2 separate regions of the Homo sapiens genome follow, and region 2 is linked to region 1. The links are chromatin loops, found by intact Hi-C in ENCODE. Cell type or tissue: psoas muscle. All regions are shown on one strand. Links, peaks and the distances in the headings refer to the core of each region. The heading gives the core; the rest is flanking DNA.

Region 1 (5,378 bases), core at 153-5,152:
GCATGTGATTCATTATTTTGAAGTCACTGAGCACTAAGATTTTAAAGTTGGAAGAAAGGGGATACACTTTGATACTGTTAAATAAAAATCCTGGCATCCTGTTGATGAGGAGGTATTAGAATGAACTCATGATTTATTTTATTACCAAAAAAAAGAAATCCTATACTCTCAGCTCTGTCCACTGAAAAGGCCTAGAAACAATGGCCAATCCAAAACAATAAGCACCCAGCGCCCACAGCGTGGTTTCTAAATACCATTCCCTGGGCATGCATGGTGACACAAGCCTGTAATCCCAGCACTCTGGGAAGGAATCGCTTGAGCCCAGGATTTGAGACCAGCCTGGGCAACATGGCAAATCCATGTCTCTACAAAAAAATACAAAAATTAGCTGGGCATTGTGGCATGAGTCTTTGGTCCCAGCTACTCGGGAGGCAGAGGTGGGAGGATTGCTGAAGCCTTGGCGGCAGAGGTTGCAGTGAGCCGAGATCCCACCACTGCCCTCCAGCCTGGGCGACAGAGTGAGACCATCTCAAAAAAAAAAAAAAAAAAAAAATTCCCTATTTGAAAGGACCAGGGGATCCTTGGAGAAATGGCTGATTCCAGACAAGAGGCAGGAAAAGTATAATGTGTGCCTTGAACACCTGGTCATCCTGGAGAGCCAGGACGCTGTTAAAAAAAACTACTAGGGCTAGCCAAGCGTGGTGGCTCACACTTGTAATTCCAGCCTTTTGGGAGGCTGAGTTGGGGGGATCACGGGCTCAGGAGATGGAGACCATCCTGGCCAATATGGTGAAACCCTGTCTCTACTAAAAATAAACAAAATTAGCCAGGTGTGGCAGTGCGCACCTGTAGTCCCAGCTCCTCGGGAGGCTGAGGCAGGGGAATTGCTTGAACCCGGGAGGCGGAGGTTGCAGTGAGCCCAGATCGCGCCACTGCAATCCAGCCTGGCAACAGAGCGAGACTCTGTCTCAAAAATAAATAAATAAATAAATAAATAACTACTAGGGCTGAATCAAAAGGACCCAGAAGCCAATATGAAGATTTCCACTAGCCAAAGATGGAACAATTTGAGCCTCAATAAGGATAATTACTTTAGTAAACTAAAATACATCAAATTTGTTTAAACTCATGCATTCATAATATTTTTTAAAAACTCATTGGTACCTTTGGAAGATGCTAGAGGCCCAACCCATTATTTTGAAAACTGGTAAACAGAGAAAAAATAAGCATCTATCCTGCTTTTCATATACAGACTATCTCAGGGTAGCAAATTGCTGAGGAAGGGAAGATTTTCTTTTAAGAAGTATTCTGTTAAATAAAGACACAAGAACAGAATCTAACATATCACCATTTTGCAATCCCTAATACAGTTAATGGATCTTAGACAATGATTAGCAATGGTTGCTAACATCACAAAAAGGGAGACAATTTAACATTAGTTTATCCCGATGGAGGTACTACACAATAGTGTACTTAGCAAAAATAAATTGGACCTGCATCTGATCAAGCTTCTAGACCTAACTGCCAGTTTATAATACAGGAGAGAGAGCAAAGCTATAAATTAGAGGAGACTTAAAAGCGATACCAATAATCATACTCTTCCCCCTCCTCCCTAGACTATCTCTAACGTGACTGGCTTGACCCGATGTTCTCAGGGGGCTCCTCCAGCTCTAAGGCTCTATGACAGTGTTCTAGTCACCTGAGCGCATAAGCATTTCTTCTACTATCTGTGTGGCGGACTTCTGGGGCTGCTGAGAAATAGGCCCAACATTGTTCAGGAACCAGAAATCAGGTGCTGCCCAGGGAAGCCCCAGATGATGGGTGTGGATGATCCTGTCCACATCAAAGGCTCTGGCTATTAGGTCCTTCGCCTCCTCTTCATTCATCAGCCAAATCTCCCAAAACTTCTCATCATCAATAAGAGCAAAATGCCTGTGAAGGAGAGTCACAGAGCATGGCCAGCTGGCCCCAGGACCTGGCCAGGGTCCCCTCAAATAGCAGCAGGGCAGGAATATGAAAAGGAGCTGTGCTAATTCCTGGGCCTGGCCCCATCCCTGGGCGGCTGATTCCCACTTACGATAAACTGGAAGCCATCCCAACACATCTCAAGAAAAGGCAGGTGACACGCAAGTGAAGGGCCAGGGGAACACACCACAAAAGGTTAACTAGTGCCTGGTCCAGCCCCAGAATAGCTGGTGACATCAAGTCCAACGAAATCACAGCTTGTACAAACTCCATCCCCGTCACCTCTATGCTAGGACAAGTGCCTTAGGACCAAGTCCTTAAGATACCTCATGGCTTTCTGTAGCTCCTTGAATTGCATCACAAGACGTTTGTAGTCCGAGGTTAGAGACTGGTTCTCCTCCTGAAACTGCTTTATTTGCTTGGCATATTTTGATCTCAGATTGTTAAGTATATCATGCAGGCTGGTTGAAGGAGAAAAAGGTTAGTCTGCAGCTGAATAGAAGGTATTATGTATGTTCCTCTCATCCACCTGATTCAGCTCTACCACAAACCCAGGAGCAGATCTGTGGAAGAGCAGAAAACCCTCCCATATATTCCAAAACACAGATCCCATTTTGATCAACAAAAGGAAGGCAACAGGAGATCTTGGGACAGTCCAAAACGAAACGCATTGAAAACAATCCAGAGCCCATTCCCACCAAGAGGCAGCCTCCTACTCAAGACTGTGGACAGAACCTACTTCACAATACATCATTTGTCAGAATGCCCATACCCATACCTAGGGCCAGCCTCACATATTTAAATAATCTATCTCAACGATTTCATTGTCATGACTTGGATGTTTAATTCAATCATGAAGCAAGAAAATTTTAAAGAAAAAAAATGCATATCACAAAAGCCTATGATACATAAATCTTCCAGCCTCAAAGAGCTGATACCGTTAACAGGTCCAGTAACTCATTCATTCATTCATTTATTCACTCATCCACGTATTCATTAAACAAACATGAAATGCCACTTTTGCGCAAGGATATGTTGAAAGACAAAGATGAATACAAAGATACGTTTCAATACAAGGTACTATCAGTCTAGTCAAAAACAAAGACAAACGTTAATTACAGTACAGCGTGGAAAGTGCTATAGGAGAGTTTTATGCAGGGTGCCAGGGGAGCCCAGAGGTGAGGCATCTAACTTACCCAGGCTTGCAGGGGAGGGGGTGGTCCAAAATTTCCAGAATAGCAAGAGGCAGTTAAAACCTGTCCAATAGCACTGTGAATCCAGGCACGGCACAGCTCACCATCTCACTGCTAACAGGAGCTCTGTGCATGGAAACTCGGCCCATAAAATATGCATGGCAGGCGCAATGTTTAGACCCAGGCCCATACTTCAGACTTCAAACTACTACAGAGGTGGCTCTTATCAGTGCCCCATTCACACAGTAACAGAGAAGCTGAAGGCCAACATATTTTAAGTTTAGAAATTCTAAAAATAAGATTTTCCCTCTCCTAAGCATTATTCTGAAATGATCAAAATGTCTCTCAAATGCAAACATTCATCATTCATATTTTCATCATCAAGAAAATGCAAAAAAAGTCGTTACCTTAGTCTCTGATAGAAAGAAACAGCTAACCCATTTCCTTAACTACAGCCTTCAAGGAGGCTTTCCAAGCACAGATGTAAAAATAAGTAGTCATTCCAAAGTGTTTTTTCCCAATGTCATGCAGTAAAGGAGTTCCTATGTGTCATCTAATTACCGAAGCTAACAAAACAAACTCCAGGTGCATACTGAAGGTCTGGGCAAGATAGCAGGCGAGGAAGTGAACAGGGAAGAATGGCTGCAAGAGGAAGCTCAACAAAAAAAGTCCAGAGTTCTTAGTGCCTGGAAGCTAGAGATGCAGGGGAGTGAGGCTGGAGAACTGGAAACAGGGAGCAGAGGCAAGTCTGGTTTCAGAAACTGTGCCCTGGAAATGACAGGGCCTCTCCAAGCTGAACTGTTACGTTGGCAGTTCCAGGTAAATGAAAGGTGAGCTCAGGATTGGGGATATGAGGTTGGCAGTCATCAACAAAAAGGGGATATTCAAAACCATGAGACTGAGGTATGTGGCAGATGAAATAAAAATTAAAAGCAATGGTAAGGCCTGGATTTTCTAGATTGTCTTATCTAGATACTCAAGACATATCAAGCAAGGAAAAGCAGAACCACCAAAGGAAACAAATACATTAAGAAAGAAGAGCAAATATTTTAGGGTCATTTAAACCAAAGAAGAAAATCCAGTATCCAATCATAATAGATGAGGCCTGAGGAGAAGCCACTGCGCTTGGCTAGAAGGGCATCATCAGTATCCTACTGTGGGAAGTTTTTGTCCAATCCTGGGGTCATAGGTTGCTACGGCTTGAATGTAACTCCTCCAAAATTCAGTGTTGTCAATGTGATAATATTAAGAGGCAGGACCTTTAAGAGGTAATGAGGCCATAAGGCCTCCTCCATCATGAATGGGATTATGGGATTAAGGCCTTTATAAAAGAGGCCTCCCAAAGCCTTAGGCCAGCTTGCTCTCCCGCTCTTCTACTGTGTGAGGACACAGCATCCCTCCCCTCTGAAAGATGCAGCCCTCACTAGAAACTAAACCTGCCAGCCTTGATCTTGGCCTTCCCAGACTCCAGAACTGTGAGAAATAAACTTTTGCCTTTGTAAATTATCCAGTCTCAGGTAGTCTGTTAGAGCAGCACAAACAGATATGTCAAATTGTGAAATGCTGGGTGGTGGTGAGCAGGAAAGGAAAATGGCAATGAAAGCAAGAGACGAAAAGATGGTGCTTAGAAACAGCAGGGTCCGTTGAAGGGTTTTTCAGGCTGAGGGAAAGCTGTCTGAGTTTGAAATAAGAGGGAAGATTCCACTCATCTCTCAGCCACACGCATCAAACCCAAGCTCTGCCTCAAGCGCCTCCTCCCGCCTCCTACCTTACCCATTCTCTTCACCCACTGTGTGACTTTCTGAATCCTACCTCCTTGCCTTCAGACCAGCCATTCCCAGCTGCCAGCACTGTCCACCTGGAGTCTCCTCTTAACTGCTTTTTGCCAATTCATGTCCCCACCCCCTCCAGTATTTCACTTCTTTGGGAAGCTTTCCCAGGTGCCTCCTCACTGTATTGATGTGTGCCTTTCTTGGATGTTCTGCTATCTAGTACGGTGCATATATAGTGGGAATTTTTTCATAAATATTGTCCCCTGTCTATTCTTATTTCTCAGATAATCAGGCTTAAGATGCCATCCCATTTATTCAGTATCATTTTCTGTAATAAGTAACTACCAAAAGGTCAACTGATGTTCCTCTATACATTCAACATGTGTCCAAAATGTATGTATTACCAACCTACAAGTGGAATTAATTCCTAAATAATAATAGGCTATTT
Region 2 (5,378 bases), core at 263-5,262, 67 kb after region 1:
GGAAAAATGAATTTTAAAAGAGAAAGTAATTCTTAAAGTAAAACAAATAAACCTAGATGTATAAATCCACAACTGGTGGCATAACCACAGAGTGGTGACTTTAAAATACAGTAAACTGACGGGACACACCTAGTGGGATAAGACGTAAGGATGAATAAAACTGCAAAAAAACAAAATCTTAATTTTCAGTTTTCCTCTGTTTGCTGATTTAGGTACTGTATTCGGAGACTGTTGTGAATAGTTCATGGAATAAAGCAAATGAGTATTCTGTGTCACTTAAAACCAAGGATTTTGTCATAGTTTAAAGGAGATAAAAATATAAGATCAATGAGGTTAAGTAAAAATTCTGTACTACCAAATTTGCTTTGGAATTATCAGTATGTATTTATGAAGTATTTTATCATAAAAACTTGATTTCCTTACCTATCCACTGAATGAATGAATTCCTAAGCCATGTTAATCAATGTCTGTTAATATTATTAGGTGAAGTTTAACCCTTAATAGTTTAAGGTAGCAGGTTAAAATATATATATATATATACTTGCAGCAGATGGAACAGACATACAAAACCTGAACCCGCTACATGCCTCCTAATGTGATGCAATAGGAAGACCAGTACCTAATAACACTGTTCCCCAGCATGCCCCCCAACCCCCAAAATTAAACCTGTATCAAAATAAGCTCACAGATCTAACTATTGTTTATAGGAAAAGTGAGGGGCAGAGGAACATGTTAATGCCATGAGACCGCAACCAGGAAAACGCAGAATCTAAGAATTCTATTGGCCAAATGACCTACTTTCTTCAATACATAAACTTCAAAGAAAAAATAGGGAAAAGCTACGTAGATTAAAAGAAATTTTTTAATTAGTTATTTATTTTAGAGACAGAGTTGCGCTCTTCTCACCCAGGCTGGCAATGGTGCAATCTTGACTCACTGCAACCTCCACCTCCCAGGTTCAAGCGATTCTCCTGCCTCAGCCTCCCGAGTAGCTGGGATTACAGGCATACGCCACCACACCCGGCTAATTTTGTATTTTTAGTAGAGACCACATTGGCCAGGCTGGTCTCAAACTCCTGCCCTCAGATGATCAGCCTGTCTTGGCCTCCTAAAGTTCTGGTATTATAGGTGTGAGCCACAGCACCCAGCCAGATTAACAGAAATTTAAAAGGCATACCAACCAAAGGCAATGTATAGGTACTCGGCAGCTATAGAAATACATCAATTGTGGTTCTTTTACAGAAAACCTTATCATTTAGAGATACACAGTGAAATATTTACGGATGAAAAGAAATGATATCTGGGATTTGCTTTAAAATAATCTAAAGGAAGGAAGGCATCTGTTAATGATGGCATAAAAAGGGAGGACAATTCTTCTCACAAATGATGATTAAAAACCAGACAAAAATATTTAAAACAACTACTTGAAGGTACTAGAAAATACTGAAGGACAGACAGAAATTCGAGAAGCATTTACACTTGAAACACTGGGGAACAACTCTGAGTTCGTGGCTTGCCTACCCCCTGTCCCAGACCAGATGATGGAAAGCCACAGTCTTCCTTACCAGCTTATGGAAGCAGATAATAGATTCAGAGCAGCAGAGGAACTAGAAAGCAGGGTGGGGGATATTGTAGAAGAGAGAGATGCAGAAGGGTTGAGATTCTAAATCTGAGTATATGCTCTGCCCAGATTCCTGGGTGGATGCTAAACTAAGCAAGCAAATCGGAGACCCCACAGAACATAGTGAAAGAGAAGGCAGAAAGTAGAGGAGATGCTGTGCTTGAAAGACAGAGGTGTTCTTGGTGAGATGTGAGTCTGCTGTATCTCTTACTAAGTGTGTTCCCAACCCACACTCAGACTGGGCTGAAGAAGGCAGAGCCCTTACTGGCTTGAGGGTTGGGGGCAGAACACAATTGCTGGAAGAGCAGCCGAAGATTCAGATGGGGAAACCCCAAAAGCAAAAAAATCATAGAGAGGTGAGCGCCAAAATCTCAGTATCGACTTTGCCCAAATCTTTGGCTGACCACTAAACTACACAGACACAAAGGAGACCCCCAAGAGACCTGGCTAAAAAAGCAGCAGCTAAAAGCTGAAAATAACCAAACAGAGACAAGAGCTACTTAATACAATGTGATGGGACAAATTTCTTCATCTGTGTCCAAACAAGTTAAATGCCTATCAGAACAAAAAACCAAAAATCCTCAGAGCAGAACAGATTATAGTCTCCACAAATATAATCTATAATATCCAGTTTTCAACAACAACAAAAAAAAAATTGCTAGGTATGCAAAGAAATAGAAAAAAAAGCAGTCAACAGAAAATGACTCTTAAGTGGGCCCAGATGTTGGACTCAGTAGACAGACTTTAAAGCAGCAATTTTAAATATGTTCAAAGAACTAAAGGAAAATATGATGATAATAATGAACAGAAGAATCTCAACAGAGAAATAGAAAGTTTAAAAACCAAATGGAAATTCTACAGCTGAAAAGTACAATAACTTTTTTTTTTTTGAGACAGGGTCTGACTCTGTTGCCCAGGCTGGAGTACAGTGGCACAATTACAGCTCACTGCAGCCTCGACTTCCTGGGCTCAAGTGATCCTCCTGCCTCAGCCTCCCAAGTAACTGGGACTACAGGCATGCACCACCATATTTGGCTTAATTTTTCTATTTTTTTGTAGAGACGTGATCCCACTATGTTACCCAGGCTGGTCTTGACTTCCTGGCCTCAAGCAATCCTCCCACCTCAGCCTCTCAAAGTGCTGGGACTACAGGTGTGAGCCACCGCACCCAGGGAAAAGTACAATAACTTAAATGAAAGACTTCCTAGATGGGCTCAACAGCATATTGGAGATGGCAGAAGAAAAAAAAAGCAATGAATTTAAAGACAGATGAATAAAAGTTATCCACTACAAAGAATAAAGAGATTAAAGAAAACTTAATAAAGCCATAGAAAATTACTTTTAGGACAGTATCAGGCAAACCTGTGTAACACACATGTAAGTGGGGTCCCAGAAAAGAAGAGAGAGGGGAAGAAAAAATATCTCAAGAAGTGAAACTGTGACTGAAAACTTCACACATTCAGTCAAAAATACTTACAGGTCCAACAGAGTCAACAGCTCAACAAATACCAAGAAAGACAAACACAAAGAAAACCACACCTAGGTACATCACAGTCAAACTTCCGAAAGCCAAAGATAAAAAGAGAACCTTGAAAGCAACAAGAGAAAAATAATACATTACAGAGTGACAATGATATATGAGCTGACTCAGAAACAATGGATGTCAAAAGACATTAAAATGATATATTCAAAATGCCAAAAGAAAAAATTCAGGCAAAATCAATACACTTTCACGTAAGTAAAAAGAGAGAATAAACTGCTACCAGACCTGCACTATAAAAAAACCTAAAGGAAGTCCTTCAAACTTCTGGGAAAGAACACCACATGGTAGGTCAAATATAAGGCAAATATGTCAGTAAGTAAATAAACTGTATATTATAACACAACCCGGGGGCTAAGCAGGGGGCTAAAGAGTACTGGTGCATTTCAAACAAGATTGGCACTGGTATTGAAAATAGTTGAGACTGGGTAATAGTACACAGGGGTTTATTATATAAAAGTAGAAACATTATAAAGAAAATTATGTGCCTATTAGAGTACACACTTAACATTAAAAAATATGTCTCATATACCAGAGGATTCTGTCTTATCTAAATTTAACACTTAAATGTAACATGCAGGAAACCTGCCATGGGACAATCAAAAGGGTCACTACATAATTGGAGAAGAAAAATAGCATTTTTGAGGTAAAGAAAAAACAGTTTATACAGGTATCAAAAATGAACATTTGATAGATTTCAAGATAGTTCCTAAAATATGCACAGTCTAGAGCTACAGAAAAAAGCCCAAACCACTCCTTTTCTGAAAGCCAGTGCCTAATATACCATCTTCTAAACAGTTTCTAAGCCTTACCTAATTCCCATTCCATTACCAAGGTTCACCAAATGGGAAAGGGTTATTTTTTATTTATTCTTTTTTTTTTTTTTTTTTGAGACAGGGTCTCGCTCTGTCACCCAGGCTGGAGTGCAGTGGCACATGCGATCATAGCTCACTGGGCTCCGGTAATCCTCTGACCTCAGCCTCTCAGGTAGCTAGCATTACAGGTGCACGCACCACACCTGATTAACTTTAGTTTTTTCTAGAGACAGGGTTTCACTATGTTGCCCAAGCTGGTCTCAAACCCCTGGGCTCAAGAGATTCTCCCACTTTGGCCTCCCAAAGTGCTGGGATTACAGGCATGAGCCACTGTGTGTGGCCTATTTTTTAGATAAGAGAACAGAATACAGGACATAGCCCACACATATACCTTTTTACTTCTACAAAGGTTCTCAGTGCCACTCCTGGGGCCCCTAAATAACCATCTAGATTTCTCTTTACACTCGTTCCATACCACTAATACCCTCTCCACTCAGTCAATCATCCTACAGATATCCCCTTCAGCTAAAATCAAAACAGAAAGATTACCACCATAAAAAATCTTTAGCAATCAGTGGGTTAAGAAAGAGGATATCTGAGAGGAATAGAAGCTTAATTTTTTGAGTGGATACATTATAAAATAATCTCTACATTTCATCTGTCCTGTATTTCATACAAACTAGTAATTTTCAACTTTGAGATAAATATAAAACCTGTACCAAATGTGGACCCTCCAATACAGCCTAGGTTAATTTGAATAGTCACTTTATCAGGCTTATGTGATCTATTTTGGTATTTCCCTCTGATTAGAAATAGCTGATGCTGAACAAAAAAACCCCAAAAACAGGGAAACCTTATTTTTCTTAATGGTTAGGCTGAAATCCTACAAGGTTGTAGGGTTGTTCTGCTTCCTGGAGGTTTTGTGAGGCAAAGGGTGTTGTTGCTTGTTATAGTCAAATACCGGCTCTTTTGATAACAAAGTGATGGTTAAAACAGGCTTCAACATGGAGCTTCTTACCAATAATCATTGCAGTGAATAGGTCTCTATATAAGAAATTAAACAGGAAAGGTTCATACCAGGCCTCAACTCCCACAACTGCAGTCACTATGTAGACAAAAGAAATAGTCTGGAAGGAAAATGCAGACAAAAGCATACAGAAGCATTAACGCTAGAAAGATCAGGAGTCACCATGCTTTATGCAGCATTAAGTCAAGTCAAACAGTTTTAGTAAAGGCAAGAAGTATGCTTATATTTGGTATGTGGCAAGTCTTCTTACCTTTAAAAATACAATCTTTTGGCTGGACGTGGGGGCTCATGCCTGTAATCCCAGCACTCTGGGAGGCCAAGACGGGCAGATCACCTGAGGTGTCAGGAGTTCCAGACCAGCCTGACCAACATGGA

Evidence for each region. Peaks named below come from ENCODE experiments on the same cell type or tissue, not always from the same donor. Only the 100,000 strongest peaks of a DNase experiment are listed, where the experiment ranks them.
Region 2: it touches region 1 in a loop (6-fold over the local background); 1 of 110 quality-filtered maps calls a loop at or near these places.

Annotation. Positions count from the first base shown.
Region 1 is chr2:26,441,270-26,446,647 of GRCh38, reverse strand. DRC1 (dynein regulatory complex subunit 1) reads right to left here. Exons shown (of 17, transcript NM_145038.5): 9 at 2,292-2,426; 10 at 1,700-1,932. Among named protein-coding and RNA genes, the nearest start is that of DRC1, 42 kb to the right of the region's middle. In psoas muscle, for the core only: no CTCF peak of the experiment used is centred there; a DNase peak (open chromatin) is centred at 2,128.
Region 2 is chr2:26,374,765-26,380,142 of GRCh38, reverse strand. It overlaps SELENOI (selenoprotein I), which reads right to left. Exons shown (of 10, transcript NM_033505.4): 6 at 4,995-5,103. Among named protein-coding and RNA genes, the nearest start is that of DRC1, 24 kb to the left of the region's middle. In psoas muscle, for the core only: no CTCF peak of the experiment used is centred there; no DNase peak of the experiment used is centred there.